Linked DNA regions of Homo sapiens: region 2 is linked to region 1. The links are chromatin loops, found by intact Hi-C in ENCODE. Cell type or tissue: B cell. All regions are shown on one strand. Each heading gives the region's core, and the rest is flanking DNA. Links, peaks and the distances in the headings are about the cores only. Region 1 overlaps GAS7 (growth arrest specific 7). Region 2 overlaps GAS7 (growth arrest specific 7).

The links. Hi-C counts contacts between places; a loop is a spot of excess contacts. Peaks named below come from ENCODE experiments on the same cell type or tissue, not always from the same donor. Only the 100,000 strongest peaks of a DNase experiment are listed, where the experiment ranks them.
Region 2: it touches region 1 in a loop (4-fold over the local background); 2 of 110 quality-filtered maps call a loop at or near these places.

Annotation. Positions count from the first base shown.
Region 1 is chr17:10,036,489-10,046,554 of GRCh38, reverse strand. The region is part of intron 1 of GAS7 (growth arrest specific 7); the gene reads left to right. Among named protein-coding and RNA genes, the nearest start is that of RCVRN, 140 kb to the right of the region's middle. In B cell, for the core only: no CTCF peak of the experiment used is centred there; DNase peaks (open chromatin) are centred at 4,102 and 5,814.
Region 2 is chr17:10,146,092-10,156,157 of GRCh38, reverse strand. The region is part of intron 1 of GAS7 (growth arrest specific 7); the gene reads left to right. Among named protein-coding and RNA genes, the nearest start is that of GAS7, 47 kb to the left of the region's middle. In B cell, for the core only: no CTCF peak of the experiment used is centred there; DNase peaks (open chromatin) are centred at 3,967, 4,987 and 5,887; H3K27ac peaks cover 3,038 bases.

The DNA of each region.
Region 1 (10,066 bases), core at 2,792-7,791:
TATATTGGCCAGGCTGGTCTGGAACTCCTGACCTCATGATCTGCCCGCCGAGGCGGGCAGTGTGCTGGGATGACAGGTGTGAGCCACCGCGCCCAGCGGTTTGCAAGATTTTCTGCATTTCCTTCATTGGCCTCATGGTTCTCGAGTTTTTTTTTTTTTCCTCCGATTCTGTTTGTCATTTTTGGATTTTGTTTTTAAGATTGGATGAGTTATTTCCTGTTCTTTTCCTCTTATTGCTGGTTTGATAGGCAGTGTCCTGGGGCAGCTGTCAGATGCTTCTTACAGGGAAGTCCCCTGCATCTCCTTTTGCCATGCCCTTAATCTCCCAGAGATTCAGTCACACGCCGGGTACCGTGTTCCTGTCGTTGTGGGGACGTAGTCAGTAGAGAATTCAAGTTCAGTTTTCTGGATTAAAAAAAAGAATCTCCAGAACCACTTTGTGGATGCTGCATGGTGACTTGATGTGTAGCCAGAGACAGTGTTTCTCAAAGTGTGCTGAGTTTCCAACTAAGGATCCGTGAGATAATTTTAGATCATGTGGAGATGACAGTTTTAAAGTTATATTTATTTTAGTGTGTAGTAGAAAGAAACCAAATCAAATCTGTGATTTCATAGATATTATTGCTTAGGGCCAGACTACATTTCAGTGGGATATAAGTCAGTTCGAAAAAAATATTGAGTAAATAATAGTGCGGCTGGTACACAGTGATGGATGGAACAAGGTGTCACAGTGGGATATGAATGACTGCAGGAAGGGGAAACCAAGCTGTGGGATCTCTTAGAATCAGGGCTGTTTGGAGGCCTTTTCAACTGGGTGCCGTTTCTGATATGTCCACTTGATACTTGGGAATTTTTTTTGAGATAGCGTCTCACTCTGTCGCCTAGGCTGGAGTGCAATGGCGCGATCTCAGCTCACTGCAATCTCTGTCTCCTGGGTTCAAGCAATTCTCCTGTCTCAGCCTGCTGAGTAGCTGGGATTACAGGCGACCACCACCACACTCAGCTAATTTTTATATTTTTAGTAGAGACGGGGTTTCACCATGTTGGCCAGGCTGGCCTTGAACTCCTGACTTCAGGTGATCCACCTGCCTCGGCCTCCCAAAATGCTGGGATTACAGGCGTGAGCCACCACACCCGGCCAATACTAGGAATCTTTTATGGGGTGGGACACATAGAAATTTTATAAGGGTCCTAGGACTCTACCATGATATGTACAAGAAACTGGCTGCAGTCACCTCACGGGAGCCCTCTGCCCAGCACAGCCCTTGGTCTGGAGCCAGCCACAGTCTATGGCCTGTCCTCTTTCTTGTTCTCTTCTTTAATGGCATCTTATCTAAAGATCTTGCTTCCCTTTGCATCCTATGCTCATAGGTCCTTGTGTGCCTGTGATCCAAGTCTACACCCATCACTCTTCCATATTTCTCTTTCCAAGATAAATGAGACACACCCTTTCTGTATTCAGCGAGCATTTTCTTTGGCATCTCACTTGGACACTTTTTTTTTTTTTTTTTTTTGAGATGGAGTCTCGCTCTGTCGCCCGGGCTGGAGTGCAGTGGCACGATCTCTGCTCACTGCCAAGATGAAGTGATTCTCCTGCCTCAGCCTCCCTAGTAGCTGGGATTACAGGTGCCCACCACCATGCCCAGCTAATTTTTTGTATTTTCAGTAGAGATGGAGTTTCACCATGTTAGCCAGGATGGTCTCCATCTCCTGACCTCATGATCCGCCCGCCTCGGCCTCCCAAAGTGCTGGGATTACAGGCGTGAGCCACCGCGCCTGGCCGGACACTCTTAACTACAGTTGACCCTCAGACAATGGATTTGAACTGCACAGATCTACTTATATGTGGATTCTTTTCAATTAATATATTGGAAAATATTTTTGGAGATTTGTGATAATTTGAAAAAAATTGAAGACAGACTACCTAGTCTAGAAATACCAAAAAAATTTAGAAAATGTTAGACATGCCGTGAATACATAAAATATATTCGATACTAGTTTATCATTTACTACCACAAAATACATACAAATCTACAGAAAGTTAAAATTTTTAAAATTTTACCCACACAAACACTCAGACTGTGTATGGCACCATTCATATTTAAGCAAAATGTAAACAAAGGCAAAGATGTAGTATTAATCATAACTGCATAAAACTAGCCATAGTATATACTGTAGTAACTTCATGGCCACCCCTAGTTGTTATTGCAGTGAGCTCAGGTGTTGAGAGCATCGGCTTGTCATGTGATGCTGATCAGCCCTGGATGAACAGTTCATCACTCCAGTAAATTGGGTATCGCAGTAAAATGTAAGCCCTCACTGTTCTATGTATTTTTCATCATGTTTAGTGCAATGCCATAAGCCTCGAATAACACCATGGGACCCATAGAGTGTGCCACTAGTGATGCTGAAAGCATTCCCCAGAAGCAGAGAAAAGTCCTGACATTACAAGAAAAAGTTCAATTGCTTGTCAGGTACCGTAGACTGACGTCTGCAGCTGCTGCTGCCACCATTTCAAAGGTTTCATCTTTTAAACAGATGATGTAAACTTATGGCATCAGTAAATACAGTACAGTACTGTAGGTGTATTTTCTCTTTCTTATGATTTTATTTATTTATTTAGAGACAGGGTCTCACTCTGTTGCCCAGGCTGGAGTGCAGTGGAGCAATCTTGGCTCACTACAGCCTCAACTTCCAGGGTTCAAGAATACTCTTGCCTCAGTCTGCCTAGTAGCTGGGTCTACAGGCATGCACCATGCCAGGTTAATTTATTTTTATTTTTTATCTTCACTTATTTTTGTAGAGATGGGCTCTCACTCACCAGACTGCCCAGGCTGGTCTCGAACTCCTGGGCTCAAGCCATCCTCCCACTTCAGCCTCCCAAGGTGTTGGGATTATAGGTGTGAGCTACTGTGCCCGGCCCCTTATGATTTTCTTAACATTTTATTTTTCTCTAGCTTACTTTAGGAATAAAGTCTGTAATATGGATAACATACAGAATACATGTTTATCAACTGTTTAGGTTATCGCTAAGGCTTCTAGTCAGCAGTAGGTTGTTAGTAGTTAACTTTTGAGGGAGTCAAAAGTTAGGTACAGATTTTCAACCACATGGGGAGATGGGGGTTAGCACCTCTAAACCCTCGTGTTGTTCAAGGGTCAGCTGTACTTATTTCTTCTTGTATCCCCCCTCTTCATTTGGTTTCTCTGCCTGATTCTCAGAACTCACATCGTTCATTCCCCATGTAGCCCCTGAGTGTTGAGCACTAGTCTGGTTAGAGGTGAAAAAGATGAAGACCTGGTTCTTGCCTTTGAAAGTCTTGGAGAGGGGCCCTGGGGGTGTTGCATGCACTAATGAAAGGCACAGGAGAGGGAGGGATTGGGCCTGAGGCATGCTGGGGGAGAATAATTCTTCTCCCACTGCTTAAGCAAGAGCATGCCCCAAGGTTCAGCTCAAGGTCCTTTCTTTCTCTGTGAACTCCTTGTCAGCCTGTAGGATCTCACCACCATCTCTGAGCAGATGCCTCCAGCTCCAGCTCCATGTGCCAAGGGCCAGACTCACCCCTACTCCCCACCGAACACTTTGAACTTGGATCCATGGTCAACAGACTCTACTGCATCCCCCTAAACTGGCTGTCACCATAGCCACATCTCTTCGAGTTACTGGTTCGAACTTCTGTCATTTCCTTCCGAATCAACTTCGCTGTCTCTCATTTCCTTATGTCCCGTCCTTTATCAAACCTTATTCTGCTTCGTACATCATGTTCCTCGGGCTCCAGTCAAGCCCTTGTTTTTTATCCCTGCTGTGAGGCAAGTTCTTTATCTTTTGGGAAGCCTCCCTGTACCATCCCAGCCAAGAGTGACCTCGCCCTCCTCTGGATTCTGAAAGCTCTTATTGTCTGCCAGCTTATCACATAGCATTTGGCACTGTTGAAGACTCCTTTGATACTTATTCCTTTTTTTTGCCCATGTTTGCGACTTAGCTTCCGAATTTTAGGAGTCAGGTCCTACATACAATACCTGCCTGCATCCCACACAGGATTCAGGAAAGGGTAGTTAGTAACTATTAGTTGGTTGATTGATCATGCAGACAGGGGGCCACGTATGGAGGAAGGGGGCGTCCCTGAGACCCTGTACCCTAGAGACTGCTTGGGCTGATGAATAATTTTTCCGTTCATGACTGTGAAGCAGTTACAAAAGTGAGTCATCACCCTACCCAGATGTGTTTTCTTATTAATTATCTTTTTTTTTTTTTTTTTTTTTTTGACGGAGTCTCGCTCTGTCACCCAGGCCGGAGTGCGGTGGCACTATCTCAGCTCACTGCAACCTCTGCCTCCCAGGTTCAAGTGATTCTACTGCCTCAGCTTCCCAAGTAGCTGGGACTACAGGCACGTGCCACCACGCCCAGCTAATTTTCGTATTTTTAATAGAGACAGGATTTCACAATATTGGCCAGGCTGGTTTTGAACTCGTGACCTCATGATCTGCCCGTCTTGGCTTCCCAACGTGCTAGGATTACAGGCATGAGCCACCGTGCTCGGCCTATTAATTATCATTTTAAGACAACCCAATTCATCCTACAGAGGACAAGGGCCTACAGCAAATAAGGCCTATTTTGGTTGACAGTTTTCAACTTGACTGAAACGAAAAAAATAATAAGAGGGTTGGTCTTATCTGATGCCGTTGAACTCAGGAAAACTCAGGTTGGTGGAAATATCATCAGTCTTTTTGCTTTGGGATCACGGATTCTCTGCTGTCTGCCGTTCGTGTGTGTGGCTTCATATGTAGCAACCTATCTATTTGCAGAGGCCACAAGGAGAGACCAGTAGCGTGTTTTTCACGGCCAACGCTAATCACTAAGGATGGTTAATAAAGGAAAACCAAAGTGACTTCTGGATTGAGATGCTAGGATGAACCCAAACAGTAAACCCTTAGAATGTATTCGTGAGTCTTCCATACTCTGAGAGATTAACTTTGGGGAATCCTAAAGAATTAAATGTCTGCAGGACTAGTGTGTTCTGCTGAGGTCAGGCCACAGCAGATCAGCCTCCTGGTTTGTAATGGCCCGGAAAGGTCCCTTGCCCTTGGCTGGGGGCCCTACTGGGATTTGCAATGACAGTGATTTCTGTGTGTTGCCTGGAGTGATGCATTGTTGTCTGTGATTGTATCTGTTCGTCTGTGTGATGCAATGTCAAAGTGGTGTCGGAGACGGCTGTTAATGTTTAACAGCATCAAAACTGTCCCCTCTTTGCTGTTACAAAACTGAGGAGTCACAGGCTATGAAAGCTTTCATGGCCATTTTAATTTCACAAACCTGTAAGGACTGAAGGTGAAGGTCTTGGCCATCTAGGTTCAAATGAAGTTTTGCTTTTACCTTCTTCTTTTTTTTTTTTTTTTTTAGGCAGTCTTGCTCTGTCACTCAGGCCGGAGTGCAGCTGCACGATCTTGGCTCACTGCAACCTCTGCCTCCTGAGTTCAAGCAATTCTCCTGTCTCAGCCTCCCTGGTAGCTGGGATTACAGGCGCACACCACCACGCCTGGCTAATTTTTGTATTTTTAGTAGAGGTGGGGTTTTGCCATGTTGGCCATGCTAGTCTCAAACTCCTGACCTCAGGTCATCCACCTGCCTCGGCCTCCCAAAGTGTTGGGATTACAGGTGTGAGCCACCGTGCCCGGCCCGCTTTTACCTTCTTATGGGTGAGAGCCCATCTCCAAGAACAGAAAAGTATCTTGGTCCTGTCTATTTCTGTAGCATGTCTGACCTCAAAAGCGAGTGTGTGGATTCGTCACCCGGCCTCTCCTCCCACACTGCAGAGAGAAGATGCAAATAACTCAGCTGCCGGTGGGGGACTCCCCACCGCTGGATGTGATGCTCTTGCCTCCTCTTCATGGCTGGTTTGGGACCATTTTGCAAGTGTAGGCTTGAGCATTGCCTTTCTCTTGTTTTTATGATGGGTGAGAGGGGGGAGAGAGAAAGAAGGTGGGGGGGATTCTATAGCCGGTTTCCTCCCTCTAGTTTCTCCCTCACATTTGACCTTTTTATACCCTGGTATCATGATGATTTCTACAAAGCACAGCCCTGATTGTGACTTCTCCCTGGCTCAGAATCCACTGATGGTTTCTTCTCCTTTATAGAATCGAAATTTCTTAGTTCTTGGTGTCCTCATGGCCTCCCATGATCTGATGCCATCCTTCACTACTATATTTCTCACCTCCCATGCCTCTTAAACTCTAATGAATGGATCCACCTGCTTTTCCCCCACAGCCTCTACCCACACGGTTTCTCTCTCACCTTGGCTCAGGCTGGCCCCATGGCCTAGAATATTGCCCCTGTGGCTTGTTCTTCTGACCCATCCTGCCCAATCTCTCGCAGGAGCCTCTGTTTTCCTCTGTTAAATGAGGGCGATCATAGAATTTTCCTTTTTGGTTTGTTAGAGGGATTAAGTGACATGAAACATGTGAAGCATAGAACAGCGCCTGGTCCAAAGTGAGTGCTCAGTACAAGATCCTCACAGCCACTCCTGCAGCAGATTGAAACCCAGCAATTAGAGAGGGAGGAAGAGTCCCCCCAGCAGCCACGTCAGTAACTTTAGGAAGGAAGAGATGGGCCCTGCTGTCAGGCATGTAAGAGAAAAGACCAGGAAGGTGGGATGCGGACACAGAAGGAATTGATATGTCCAAGGGAAAGGCACATTGTCACCCCCTCTGGGAGCCCCAGAGGGTGCCACACCCCTAAACGGAAAATCCCTCGATTGACATTAGGATGCTGGCTGTGTCACCTCGGTCTCCCCAAGATTGAACGCAAGACGAGCCATGGTGAGTGAGTCCTGCTATAGGTGGCCAGCCTCGTCGTCTTTATTTATTTATTTATTTTTGAGACAGGGTCTCACTCTGACGTCCAGGTTGGAGTGCAGTGGCATGATCTTGGCTCACTACAACCTCTGCCTCCCGGGTTCAAGTAATTCTCCTGCCTCAGCCTCCTGAGTAGCTGGGATTACAGGCGCCCGCCACCATGCCTAGCCAATTTTTTGTATTTTTAGTAGAGATGGGTTTTCGCCATGTTGGCCAGGCTGGTCTCGAACTCCTGACCTCAAATGATCCACCTACCTCAGCCTTCCAAAGTGTTGGGATTACAGACGTGAGCCACCGTCCCTGGTCCCACCCTCATCTTCTAGGTGGGCTTTCTCTTCACCATTGCCAAGAGGCTGGGGCAGCTTCCCTCTGGGTGTACATGGAGAGCCTGAGGTGGTGTATCTCATGAAGCGGCTTATGGGTCACAGGGTCTTTTGATCTAAACTATCTCTGTGGGTCTTGGGGGCTTTTTTTTTTTAATCATGGCAAAATATGCATGACATGAAATCCACCATCTCCATCAGTTTTAAATGTATAGTTCAGTGGCTTTGAGTATACCCACGTGTTTGTGCAGCCATCATCACCACCATTAATCTCCAGAATGCTTCCATCTTGCACCAGTGACACTCTGGACCCATTAAACACAAACTTCCCATCATTCCCTGCCCACAGCACCTGGTCACCTCCATTCTGCAACCTGTCGCTATTAATTTGACTTCTCTAGGTGCCTCATAGAAGTGAAGCAAATGGTATTTGTCCCTTTGTGTCTGGCTGTTGCACTGAGCATAATGTCCTTAAGGTCCATCCACATGGTTGCATATGTCAAAATTTCCTTCCAATTAGCCAGGCATGGTGGTGCGCACCTGTAGTCCCAGCTACTTGGGAGGCTGAAGCAGGAGAATCGCTTGAACCCAGGAGGCGGAGCTTGCAGTGAGCCGAGATTGCGCCACTGCACTCCAGCTTGGGTGACAGAGCAAGACTTCGTCTCAAAAAAAAAAAAAAAAAAAAAATTCCTTCCTTCTTAAGGCTGAGTAATATTCTATTGTGTTTATTTTACTACGACTTGCATTGTTTCCACCTTCTGGCTCTTGTGAATAATGTTGCCATGAACAGGCAGCAAGACCCTCCCTTCAGGACTCTGCTTTCAGTTCTTTTTGGTATATACCTATTAATGGAATTGCTGGACCATATGGCAATTCTTTGTTTAATTTTTTTGAAGAATTAACACACTATTTTCCACAGGGGCTGTACTATTTTACATTCCCACCAGAAGGGCACAAGGGTTCCAACAGTTCTCAATCCTTACTAGTACCTGTTCTTTTCTGTTTTGTTGATATTTGTTTATTTGTTTGTTTTGAGACAGAGCCTTGCTCCGTTGCCCAGGCTGGAGTGAGAGTGGTGTGATCCTAGCTCACTGCACCCTCCGCCTCCTGGATTCTCCTGCCTCAGCCTCCCAAGTAGCTGGGACTACAGGTATACACCACCACGACTGGCTAATTTTTGTATTTTTAGTAGAGACGGGGTATCACCACGTTGGCCGGGTTGGTCTTGAACTCCTGGCCTCAAGTGATCCACCCGTCTTGGCCTCCCACAGTGCTGGGATTACAGGCATGAGCCATTGTGCCTGGCCTTGTCTGGTTTTTTTTTTTTAAGAACCTGTCCTAATGGGTGTGAGCTAATATCTCACTGTAGTTTTGATTTGCATTTCCCTCATGATTAGTGATATTGAGCATCTTTAAATGTGCTTATTGGTCATTTTTATATCTTCTTTGGAGGAATATCTTTTGCTCATTTTTTTAAATTGGGCTGTTTGCTTTTTATTGTTCAGTCTGGACTCTTTTTGGACCCGGGGTAACTGCAGTGCCTACCTTTCAGCCACTGGTGATAGTAACAACAAAAATCCTAGCTTTCATTGAGCATTTACTTCGTCCACTAGGTGAAATGTTTACATGGATGCCCCACCCCCACCCCCTTTAATCTCTCACAGCAATCTTTTGAGAAAGATACTGTGATCATCTGCATTTTACACTTGGAGAAATTGAAGCTGGAGCCGTTGCCCAGGGTCTTGGAGCTAGTATGTAGTAAAACAACAGCTTAGCTCTGGTCTGACTCCATCCTTAGACGATTGTACTTATTTTCTTCCCCCGACCCAAGGAGCTGGCATTGAAACCTCTTCATAAATAAGTTTATCCATTTGCTTAATAGGGAACCACTCGGTCCTCAGGATCTTGGTTTCTCTAGAAAACCATATTTAATTCTATATAAAGAATCAGTTCCTAAAACCCCAAAGGTTTGCATCTGAAAGCAAACACAGAAATATGCGGCATTTTGAGTGCTAAATAGTCAGCTGCTCCAAAAACCTTTCTAAACGGAGTGATAGGATATATTCATGAAGGATCCAAGCCCTGCCCAAGCTCATTTAGTTGGTGGCTGCAGTATTGCTCTTGGGGTCCAATCCTTTCTCCACTTGTAACTAATGACTTTGTGATCCTCAGGCCCCTTTCAGTGGAGACCTCACATGAGCCTGTCTTTGTTCGTTATCTGTCCAGGTTTGATGGTGGCGAGGGCAGAGTGAAGGCAAGAGACCTTCATCTCGCCCCTCTGGAGGCACCAGCTTTCCACACAGTGGTTCTTTGGGGGAACATTCTCCGTTCTTTTTATGTTGGTTTTTATCTGGCCTTGGGTTCACACAGCTGGGGCCGGGGCCGGGGCCAGGACCAGAGCTGTGACTTAGGGTTGGGAGGAAGTTGGCCAAAACATTCTCCAGCAGGGCTTGGGCAGGCCCAGGAAGTCCCGCCTAAAACACAGTGGACAAAGCTGCCCTTGTCCACAGGCCTGGGGGTGGGAGGCATCTGCTCAGTGACACAAGCTTGGCCATTGTTTGTTGTGACCTCAGCCAACGTTTTTTAGCTGAGAAAGGGGAAAAAGAGGGAGAGTGGGAAAAAAAGAAAGGCCTCCAGAAACATTGCATCTGGAAAGTCCAGAACAAGTTGTTAATTTCCCAGCAAGCACTGGAGCGGATTTGGAAGGAACTATGCAATGTAGTGGGTTCTTTGTGAAAGAACAGCAATGAGCAAAGCCACAGGAACCTCCGCTGGGGTGCCCAGAACACTGGCCCTGGGCTAGCGACTTGCCTCAGCCCCATTTCCCGGAGAGGCTGCCATGAAGAGGAAGCCGGCGGAGTCTTGGTGCTGAGTCTGAGGGCTTCAGGCAGGAC
Region 2 (10,066 bases), core at 1,784-6,783, 110 kb before region 1:
AAGTGATGGAAAGAGAGGGACATTGTGGCGGAGCTAAGGATGGGTGGAGCAAGAAGAAAAAGTCAGAGTTGGGAAAGAAGCTAGGTCGGAGTTAGAGAATCTCGTCTCTAGGCTGGGGCAATGGAACAAGTAAGGAAGTCAGTTGCATGGTTGGAAGAGAATGTATTCCCTTCGAACCTGACTCTTGGTGAGGGTTGCTCATCCATGCCTGTGTGGCATAGTGGTTCAGAGAGTGCGGGGTGTCAATGCCAGCTGTACTACTTACTAGCTGTGAGTCCCTGGGCAGATTACATAACCTTTCTGTATCTCAGATTTCTCATCTGGAAATAGGACCATTATAATACATGTCTCTTAGGGTTATTTTAAGGATCAAATGAGTAAATACAGGTAAAACTTTAAACCACTGCTGTATATTTAACCCTTAGGGTCTCCGACACTGTCATGAAGGCTGCCTCTGAACAGGAGAGGACTGAGTGGACCAGTTTTGGGATGGGAGTGGGAGGACCAGAAGAATGGTACCGCCAGGGAAGAGAAAATGGGAGGGAGGCCATGGTCTAAATTGATCCCTGACATAGCGGTGGGAAATGAGCCAAGGAAACTGGCTTGAACTAGCTTCTATTTGGAGGCTGGCCATTTGCTGCAGAGACAGTTATTTGAAGCTCACGAGTCATTCACACATTATTACAAATACTTTTATGAGGACCTTTGGTTTCTGAATAGGGCAGAGCTGGGGGTGAGCCTGAAAACATGGCTATCAGAAGGAAGAGTCTTGGGAGAAGGGAAGTGGAGGGAGAGGAATTGTTTTTACTTTAATATTTCTTGTCTTAAAAAGAGTTATTGGTGGCCGGGCACGGTGGCTCACACCTGTAATCCCAGCACTTTGGGAGGCCGAGATGGGTGGATCACCTGAGGTCAGGAGTTCGAGACCAGCCTGGCCAACATGGTGAAACCCCATCTCTACTTAAAATACAAAAAATTAGCTGGGTGTGTTGGTACGCACCTGTAATCCCAGGTACTCGGGAGGCTGAGACAGGAGAATCGCTTGAACCCGGGAGGCGGAGGTCGCAGTGAGCCGAGATCGTGCCACTGCACTCCAGACTGGGGGACAAGAGTGAGACTTTGTCTCAAAAAAAAAAAAAGAGTTATTGGTTTAGTAGGATTTAGGGATGGAGGTTCCCATGCAGACTGTGGACATGGGTTTTGTGTGTGTGTGTGTGTGTGTGTGTGTGTGTGTGTGTGTGTGTAGCCTGGGGTTGGGGATTGGGGTAATGGTAGCTCCACCTTTATGAAGCGTTTCTCCAGGACACACTTTTCCTGAACACAGTGCAGTGAGCACCACTTTTCACCTATAGTGAAGGTGTTTTCTAGCTGGCTGGGGAGCATCACCCATAGACAGCATGATACAGTTGTTAAGAGCACAGGGAAACCAGTGGGTTTGGACTGAGTTTTGAATCTCTGCTCAGTCACTCTGTTTTTCTTTCTTTCTTTTTGAAAAATAGAGATGGGCGGTTGGGCGGCAGTCTCACTATACTGCCCTGGCTGGTCTCAAACTCCTGGCCTCAAGTGATCCTCTGGCCTCAGCCTCCCAAAGTGATGGGATTACAAGCGTCAGCCACTATGCCTGGCCTGTGAATTTTTTTTTTTTGTTTTTCTTGAGACAAGGCCTCACCCTGTCATCTAAGCTGGAGTGCAGTGGCATGATCACTGCTAACTGCAGTCTCGACCTCCTGGGTTCAAGCAATCCTCCCACCTTGGCCTCCTGAGTAGCTGAGACCACAGATGTTTGCTACCATGCCTGGCTAAATTTTTAATTTTATTTCTTGTAGAGACAAGGTCTCTCTATGTTGCCCAGGCTGGTCTTAAACTCCTGAGCTCAAGTGATCCTCCTGCCTCGGCCTCCCAAACTGTCTGGATTACAGGCATGAGCCATCAGACCCAGTTTGGCCTGTGTGAATTTTTAATATGTATATTTTAATATATATTTTAATCAAAGACTACAGTTAACCAGCATTTATATTCTATTTGCCAAAAAGGCAAGAGTCTCAGCATATTTTTACTTTCCTTTCTATCTTTTCTCTACCATGTCCCATGATGAAATTATTTGGAATTATAGATCCAGATTACATTATTATTGTGTTTATTACCTCAAACTCCTGGGCTCAAGCAGTCCTCCTGCCTCAACCTTCCAAGTAGCTGGGACTACAGGTGCATACCACCACACCCAGCTAAATTACATTTTAAAACTTGTTGTTTTTATAGAGATGAATCTTTTTATGTTGCCCAGGCCGGTCTTGAACTCCAGGCCTCAAGTGATCCTCCCATCTTGGCCTCCCAAAATGCTGGGATTACAGGCATGAGCCACCTCACCTGGCCTGCTTGGTCACTCTGACCTGCAGGAAGTTGCTCAAACCTTTTGGTACATCAATTTCCTCATCTGTAAAATGGGCATGATAGTGGGACTTATTTCATAAAATAGGAAAAGTAAATGAATGATTTAATACATGTAAATAATTTAAAAGAACAATACTAATTTAAAAAACATTATTATTTTATTCTTCTACTCATTTCTTACGGATTCCTTCTGTTCCAGCCAGTCAGGCTTCAGGTTTCTCATTGATTTCTTTTTTTTTTTTTTTTTGTGAGTCAAAGAGTCTCACTCTGTCACCCAGGCTGGAGTGCAGTGGCATGATCTCAGCTCACTGCAACCTGTGCCCCCTGGGTACAAGCAATTCTCCTGCCTCAGCCTCCCAAGTAGCTGGGTTACAGGCACCCGCCACCACACCCGGCTAATTTTTGTATTTTTAGTAGAGATGGGGTTTCACCATATTGGCCAGGCTGGTCTCTTGGCCAGGCTGGTCTTGAATTCCTGACCTCGTGATCTGCCTACCTCGGGCTCCCAAAGTGCTGGGATTACAGGCGTGAGCCACCACGCCCAGTGTTTTTTTTTTGAGACGGAGGCTTGCCGTGTCACCTGGGCTGGAGTGTAATGGCGTGATCTTGGCTCAGTGTAACCTCCTCCTCCTGGGTTCAAGCAATTCTCCTGCCTAAGCTACCCTGAGTAGCTGGGATTACAGGTGCCCGCCACTATGCCCAGCTAATTTTTTTTTTTTTTTTTTTTTGTATTTTTAGTGGGGATGGGGTTTTACCATGTTGGTCAGGCTGGTCTCAAATTCCTGACCTCAGATAATCCACCCGCCTCCCAAAGTGCTGGGTATTACAGGTGTGAGCCACTGTGCCCAGCCAGGTTTCTCATTGATTTCTGAAGAAGTGTAAGAAATGGCCACGCACCTACCCTTGCTTGGCCTGTCTGGCCCTCCTCACCATCTCCCTGCATCCTGCAAAGTCCTCCTCTAGAAACTCTTGCTCATCTTCAGCTCTCAGGGCCTTGTCTTCCTTGGGAGGAGGCACCTAAGCGGCACCTGCACATGCCACCCTGAATTGACAGATTGGAGCATTTATGTTAATATAGAGAGGCCTTGAAGGCTGCGTCTCCTCCTCTGCCATCTTGCTCTCCACCGTCATGTTTAACATGGCCCCTTGCACACGGCAGCAGTGGACGAGGCACTGGACTGGGGGAATGTCTATCTGGAGTCACATCTTGGCTGTGTGACCTTGAATGAGTCACTCGGTCTAGGTGGGTCTCCTTTTGTCATGTGTGAAATTAAGCTAAGTACTGGGAACTCTAAGGGTTAAGAGCTAATGCACGCACAGTCAATTCTTCACTGGGAAGTGATGCTTTACAAAGTCAAGGTATTGTGATGAATCCTTCTGTGTTCCGCCTGCATGCCTTAGACGGTGCTGAGCACAGAATCGTTCCTCAATAAGATTCTCTTGGGGAGTCGATTGCTGACTAAAGTGGATTGGTACAGCTTCTGTTTTGATCTGCCTGTCATAATGTTCTATCTCCCATCTTTTCGGGGAACTTCCCTATTCTCACCCCGCCATGTGACTTTGGTGGGGCTTGTCAACCAAGATACGTTGCTAAGTTGGGAGGAAGTTACCAGTGGCTCTCTAGTTGGGGCAGAGTCCACCTACACGTGACAGCCAGTCAGAGGTGAGAGAAGATGTCCTGTAGACATTGTGTGAGTCCCTGGAACCAGGCATCACTGAACTCCAGTGATGCATGCTGATAAATCCTCCTTTGTGTTGGCTTAAACTTGTGGATTGGATTTCTGCCACTGGCAACTGAAAGTCCTGGCTCTCTTTTCCTTCCATTTTGGAATGCAGCAGTGATTCTCTCTCTTCTTCCATTAACAAAGGGAAACTGAAAGGGTGTCAGAAGTAAAAGTCAAAACTGGAAAACTTTATTTAGGTTGGGTTATGGTGGCTCGTGCTTGTAATCCTAGCACTTTGGGAGGCCGAGGCAGGAGGAGCGCTTGAAGCCAGGAGTTCAAGACTAGCTTGGGCAACATTAGGGAAACCCTTTCTCTGTAAAAAATAAAAAAAGTAGCTGGGCATGGTGGTGTACACCTGTAGCCCTAGCTATTCAGGAGGCTTAGGTGGGAGACTCACTTGAGCCAAGGATGTCAAGGTTGCAGTGAGCCATGATCATGCCATTGCACTCCAGCCTGGATGACAGAGTGAGGCCCTATCTGTAAATAAATAGATAGATGGTAGGTAGGTACGTAGATTGATGATAGACTCTTATAATCACATTAAATGCTGTCATTAAATGACGTAGAATAATATTTAATAACAAGATAAAATATCACCAAGAAAAATGAACATGTGACAGTTTTGTTAGAAAACAGTATTGTTAGAAAACAATACTTAAAAGAGGCTTCATCTGAGCTTCATCAGTGACAAGTATTTAAAAAAAAAACAAAAACAAAAACAAGCAAACGAAACCCTTTAACTTGGTATGTTGGCCTGTGCCTATAGTCCCAGCTACTAGCAGGGCTGAGGCAGGAGAACCACTTGAGCCCAGGAGTTTGAAATCAGCTTGGGCAACAGAGCAAGACCCCATCTCTAAAAAAAAATAACCAAACTTAAAAAAAGAAGAAGTCTGACATCTGGAAATATGCTTTTAAGTCAGGTCCAGGGAACCTCAGAACCAGCCTCAGTTCACAGGCTTCTACTTTTTTGTAGAGCACTTGCTGGGTGTCAAGCTTTGTTCTATTCTTTTTAATCCTAACAACAACTTCATGCGTTAGGTTCTACTATTGTCCCCATTTTACAGGTGGGGAAACTGAGGCACAGAAGTAAAGTGACTTGCTCACTTATGGTCACACCATGATGATGCCTGGATTGAATGAAATTTAACAGCCTTGGCCAGGTGCGGTGGCTCACGCCTGTAATCCCAGCAGCTTGGGAGGCCGAGGTGGGTGGAGCATTTTAGGTCAGGAGTTCGAGACCAGCCTGGCCAACATGGTGAAACCCTGTCTGTATTAAAAATATAAAATTAGCTGGGCGGTAGTGATGCATGCCTGTAATCCCAGCTACTCGGGAGGCTGAGGCAGGAGAATTGCTTGAGCCTGTGAGGCAGAGGTTGCAGTGAGCCGAGATCGTGCCACTGCACTCCAGTCTGGGCAAGAGAGTGAGACCCTGTCTAAAAAAAAAAAAAAAAGAAATGTAACAGCCTCATTACTGAGTCCAGATGACTCCAATTTGCTGCCTCTCATAGGTGTTCATTCAACAACTTCTATAGGCAAGGAGAAAAGTTACATTTCAAAAGCCCACTACCTTCACTGTATCCATTTACACTTTGTGTGTGTGTGTGTGTGTGTGTGTGTGTGTGTGTGTACTTAACCAGTTGAGAGAAAGAAAGAAAGAGAAGAAAAGGAGAGGAAGAAAAGGAAAGAGTCAAAGGGGAATGGGCGGAAGGGAGAAAGGAAAACGGAAAGTTGAAGTGTGCAAGAGAGTGCCTGGGGTTTGAGGTTGGAGGTCAGATGAAATCAACGTAAATGTCACAACCACACTTCCTCTTGGGAGTTGGTGAATGAGTCATCACCTGGTATGCTGCCCTTTTAATTCCTGATTAGTTGGTTAACCACTATTTCTAGGTCTTTAAAAAATAGTTAATATTTTTTTCTTTATTGAGATGTTATTCACATAACGTAAAACTCAGCTCTCTACAGTATACAGTTCAGTGGTTTATAGTATATTCACTGTGTAGTATTCTAATATATTCACTAACTGCAGAACACTTCCATCACCTCAGAAAGAAACCCCTTCCCTGTTAGCTGTCACTCCCCATTCACCCCATCTCCTTACCCCTAACAACCAACAACTACTAATCGATTTCTGTCTCTGTGGATTTGCCTATTCTAGGCATTTCATAGAAACAGAATAATGTTACATGATATCTGGCCTTTTGTGTCTGGCTTATTTCACTTAGTGTAATGTTTTCGAGGTTTATCTGTATTGTAACATGCATCAGCACTTCATTCCTTTTCATGGCTGAATAATATTCCATTATCCCGATATGCCACGTTTTACCTGTCCATCAGTGGATGGACATGTGAATTGGTTATACTTTCTAGCTATTGTGAATAATGCTGTGACAAACATTGGTGTACAAGTTTTTTTGTGGGACATGTTTTCAGTTCTCTTGGGTCTCTAGCTAGGAGTGGAATTACTAGATTGTATGAGGACTCTGTGCTTAATAAAGAACTGCCAAACTGTTTCTACCTCTTTTCCACCTCTAATCCTCAAATGGAATTGATGGAAAGTCACAAAAATATAAGTTGGTTTTTGTGTTCTTCGGCTGCAGTATCCTAAAATTCTATAAGGTGAGATATGTTATTTCAAAATGGGGCCGGGCGCGGTGGCTCACGTCTGTAATCCCAGCACTTTGGGAGGCCAAGGCGGGTGGATCAACTGAGGTCAGGAGTTTGGGACCAGCCTGGCTAATGTGGCAAAACCCTGTCTCTACTAAAAATACAAAAATTAGTTGGGCATGGTGGCGGGCACCTGTAATCCCAGCTACTCTGTAGGCTCAGGCAGCAGAATCGCTTAAACCCAGGAGATGAAGGTTGAAGTGAGCCAAGATCGCACCACTGCACTCCAGTCTGGGTGATAGAGCAAGACTCTGTTTCAAAATAAATGAATAAATAAAACAAAATAAATACATAAAAATGAACAAAAATGGATCCTCTTCTATTTAGGCTGACATGCCTTGCAGCAACCTTCTGGAGCAGGAAGATGGTTTATTGGATCATATGGGCCAGGGTTCTCCATCATTTATTCATCATCCAGTTGACCTGATACCGTTCTGTTCAAGAGAGGATTCTTTTTTTTTTTTTTTTTGAGGCGGAGTCTTTCTCTGTCGCCCAGGTTGGAGTGCAGTGACACCATCTCTGCTCACTGCAAGCTCCGCCTCCCAGGTTCATGCCATTCTCCTGCCTCAGCCTCCGGAGTAGCTGGGACTGCAGGCACCCGCCACCATGCCCAGCTAATTCTTGTATTTTTAGTAGAGATGGGGTTTCACCGTGTTAGCCAGGATGGTCTCGATCTCCTGACCTCGTGATCCGCCCACCTCAGCCTCCCAGAGTGCTGGGATTACAGGCGTGAGCCACCGCGCCTGGCCTTTTTTTTTTTTTTTCTTGAGTGTTTCTCTGTTGCCCAGGCTGGAGTGCAGTGGTGCAATCTTGGCTCACTGCAACCTCCGCCTCCCGGGTTCGAGTAATTCTCCTGTCTCAGCCTCCAGAGTAGCTGGGACTACAGGCATGCACCACCACGCCTGGCTAATTTTTTTTTTTTTTGTAATTTTAGTAGAGACGGGGTTTCACCATATTGGCCATGCTGGTCTTGATCTCCTGACCTTGTGATCCACCCACCATGACCTCCCAAAGTGCTGGGATTGCAGGTGTGAGCCGCTGCGTCTGGCTCTTAACTGAGAGAGGATTCTTAACCAGCAGCAAACAGTTATCCAAGGGATGCAGGTGAAGAAAGGTCTAGGTTAACCGAAACCAACGAGGCAGCTTTTCACCCCACAAAAATAACCTCCAACACCAGAACACAACCAAGAAACATAAAAGTGCAAAAAAACTGTGTTCTTTTTTTGACTCCCTCTTTCTCAAGCTCCTAAATCAAAAATGCCTGTGCTAGCCAATAATTGATGTTCACGTGTGCTTTATGATTTTTCAGGTGCTCTCACATGAGATACATGATCGGCTCTCACAGCAGCTCCTTGAGCTCCAACAAGCAGTTACTATTTCCATCATCTTGATTTTTCAGCTGGGGACATGGGAGGTTCAGAATTTGTGATTTGCGGCCAGGTTAGGAAGTGGCAGTTGGTAAAAGACAGACTTGGCATTCAGACCTTTTGACTTGGAGTTCTGTACTCTTTTTATTATGAGCTCTTGGCAGTGTTCACACCGTTTTAAAAAATCTAGATAAAGGTACTCTGATTTTTTCCCCCAAGATTCACATTAATAGAGTTTGAGCTTGGCTTTGGGAAGCTTCGATAAACATCATATTTGGATCTTTGGCATGAGAGAGAAATGCCGTGTTGTACCCTTGATCCCAACACGTGTGTACAAGCCCACTTGCCCAGTATATTTTTACAAGTGTATTTTCTGTGTTCATGCATGTGAGGTTTCTTAGCCCCCTTGGCTGATCTAAAAGCCTTACTTTTGAGCTGTAAGAGGCAATATTAGGATGTTCCTGTTATTTTGAGTAGCTAGTAAATTCCAGACTGGTGGAGAGGCTCAGCTGTGGGCTCAAAAACCGTTTACAGAAACTTTGAGGATGTTTCCTTTTGTCTGCGTATTTTAGAAATCAGCTTAATTGAGGTTGTCTGAGCATTTTTGTAAATTTCAGAGAGGCAGTTGTGTATTATACTTCGCTGTGATTAAACACGCAGACACATACACGCCACCCTCTGCCCCCACCCAAGCCCCACTGCTGGCTTTGCCTGGAAGTATGAAAACACCTATTTGTTTATTCAAAAGCCATAAACCAGGCACACAGTGGAATATGTGCAAGTATGTTGAACAAAGTACTTTTCAGTGCTTAAAAGCTAATTGAGTAGGTATGGATCAGTAGTTTGTAATTAACATATTAAAAAAAATGGCAAACCATGTGACTAAGCATTTGAAGAGGGCTTTTGGCTTCTTTCTTGCTTACTGTAATTCTTGACTTAATAGGTAAATCTCAATTTCGAATGCCCACAGGAGTACAGATTCAGAGACAGTAGGTCCTAAATGAAGGAATTTTTATTGTCTAACTACAGGAAGACAGAGATCGTTTTTTTTATGAGACGGAGTCTCGCTCTGGCGCGATCTCAGCTCACTACAAACTCCGCCTCCCGGGTTTATGCCATTCTGCCTCAGCCTCCCGAGTAGCTGGGACTACAGGCACCCGCCACCACGCCCGGCTAATTTTTTGTATTTTTAGTAGAGATGGGGTTTCACCGTGTTAGCCAGGATGGTCTCGATCTCTTGACCTCGTGATCCGCCCGCCTCGGCCTCCCAAAGTGCTGGGATTACAGGTGTGAGCCACCGCGCCCGGCCAGAGATCTTTACGCTGTTAACCCTTGAGCATGGTTTAGCCTGTTTCATACTGAGGTGGTCAGTTTTGAAAGCGTCCAAGCTGAGAGAGCATCACAGTCTCCTGGAGGGAGTGTTTAAACCCTGATTGCTGGGCCTCCTCCCAGAGCTGCTGGTTCAGTAGGTTTGGAGTGGGGCTTGAACAACTGTACTTCTGGCAAGTTCCCAGGTGATTCTGGTGCTGCTGGTCTGTGGTCCACACTAAGTGGCGAGGCTCTGGAGGATTCACTCCCTGACTCTTGCGGGGACTTTGCCTTGTAAAGAAAGATGTGAAATGCAGTCATAATTGGGAAAACTTGGCCAGGACTTGCTCTCCAGGGCTGTCTTTGAGTGAGACATCTTTTCTAGGGTTGCCCCGGGAAGAAGGTGGGTTTGATGGACTGGTTGGGCACACTGGGCTATAAAAAGTGAAAACATTCCATTTCTTATCTGCGCCTTCAATTTAATACTAGTTTTGGGCCCAGATACCTCAAAGTTCTGGGATTATCTAACTTGGTTCTGTGGAAGTTCAGGGTGCCTTGGTGCTCGATGTGGACAGTTTTACCCCCGAGTTTGGGGAGAACCAGATGCTTCCT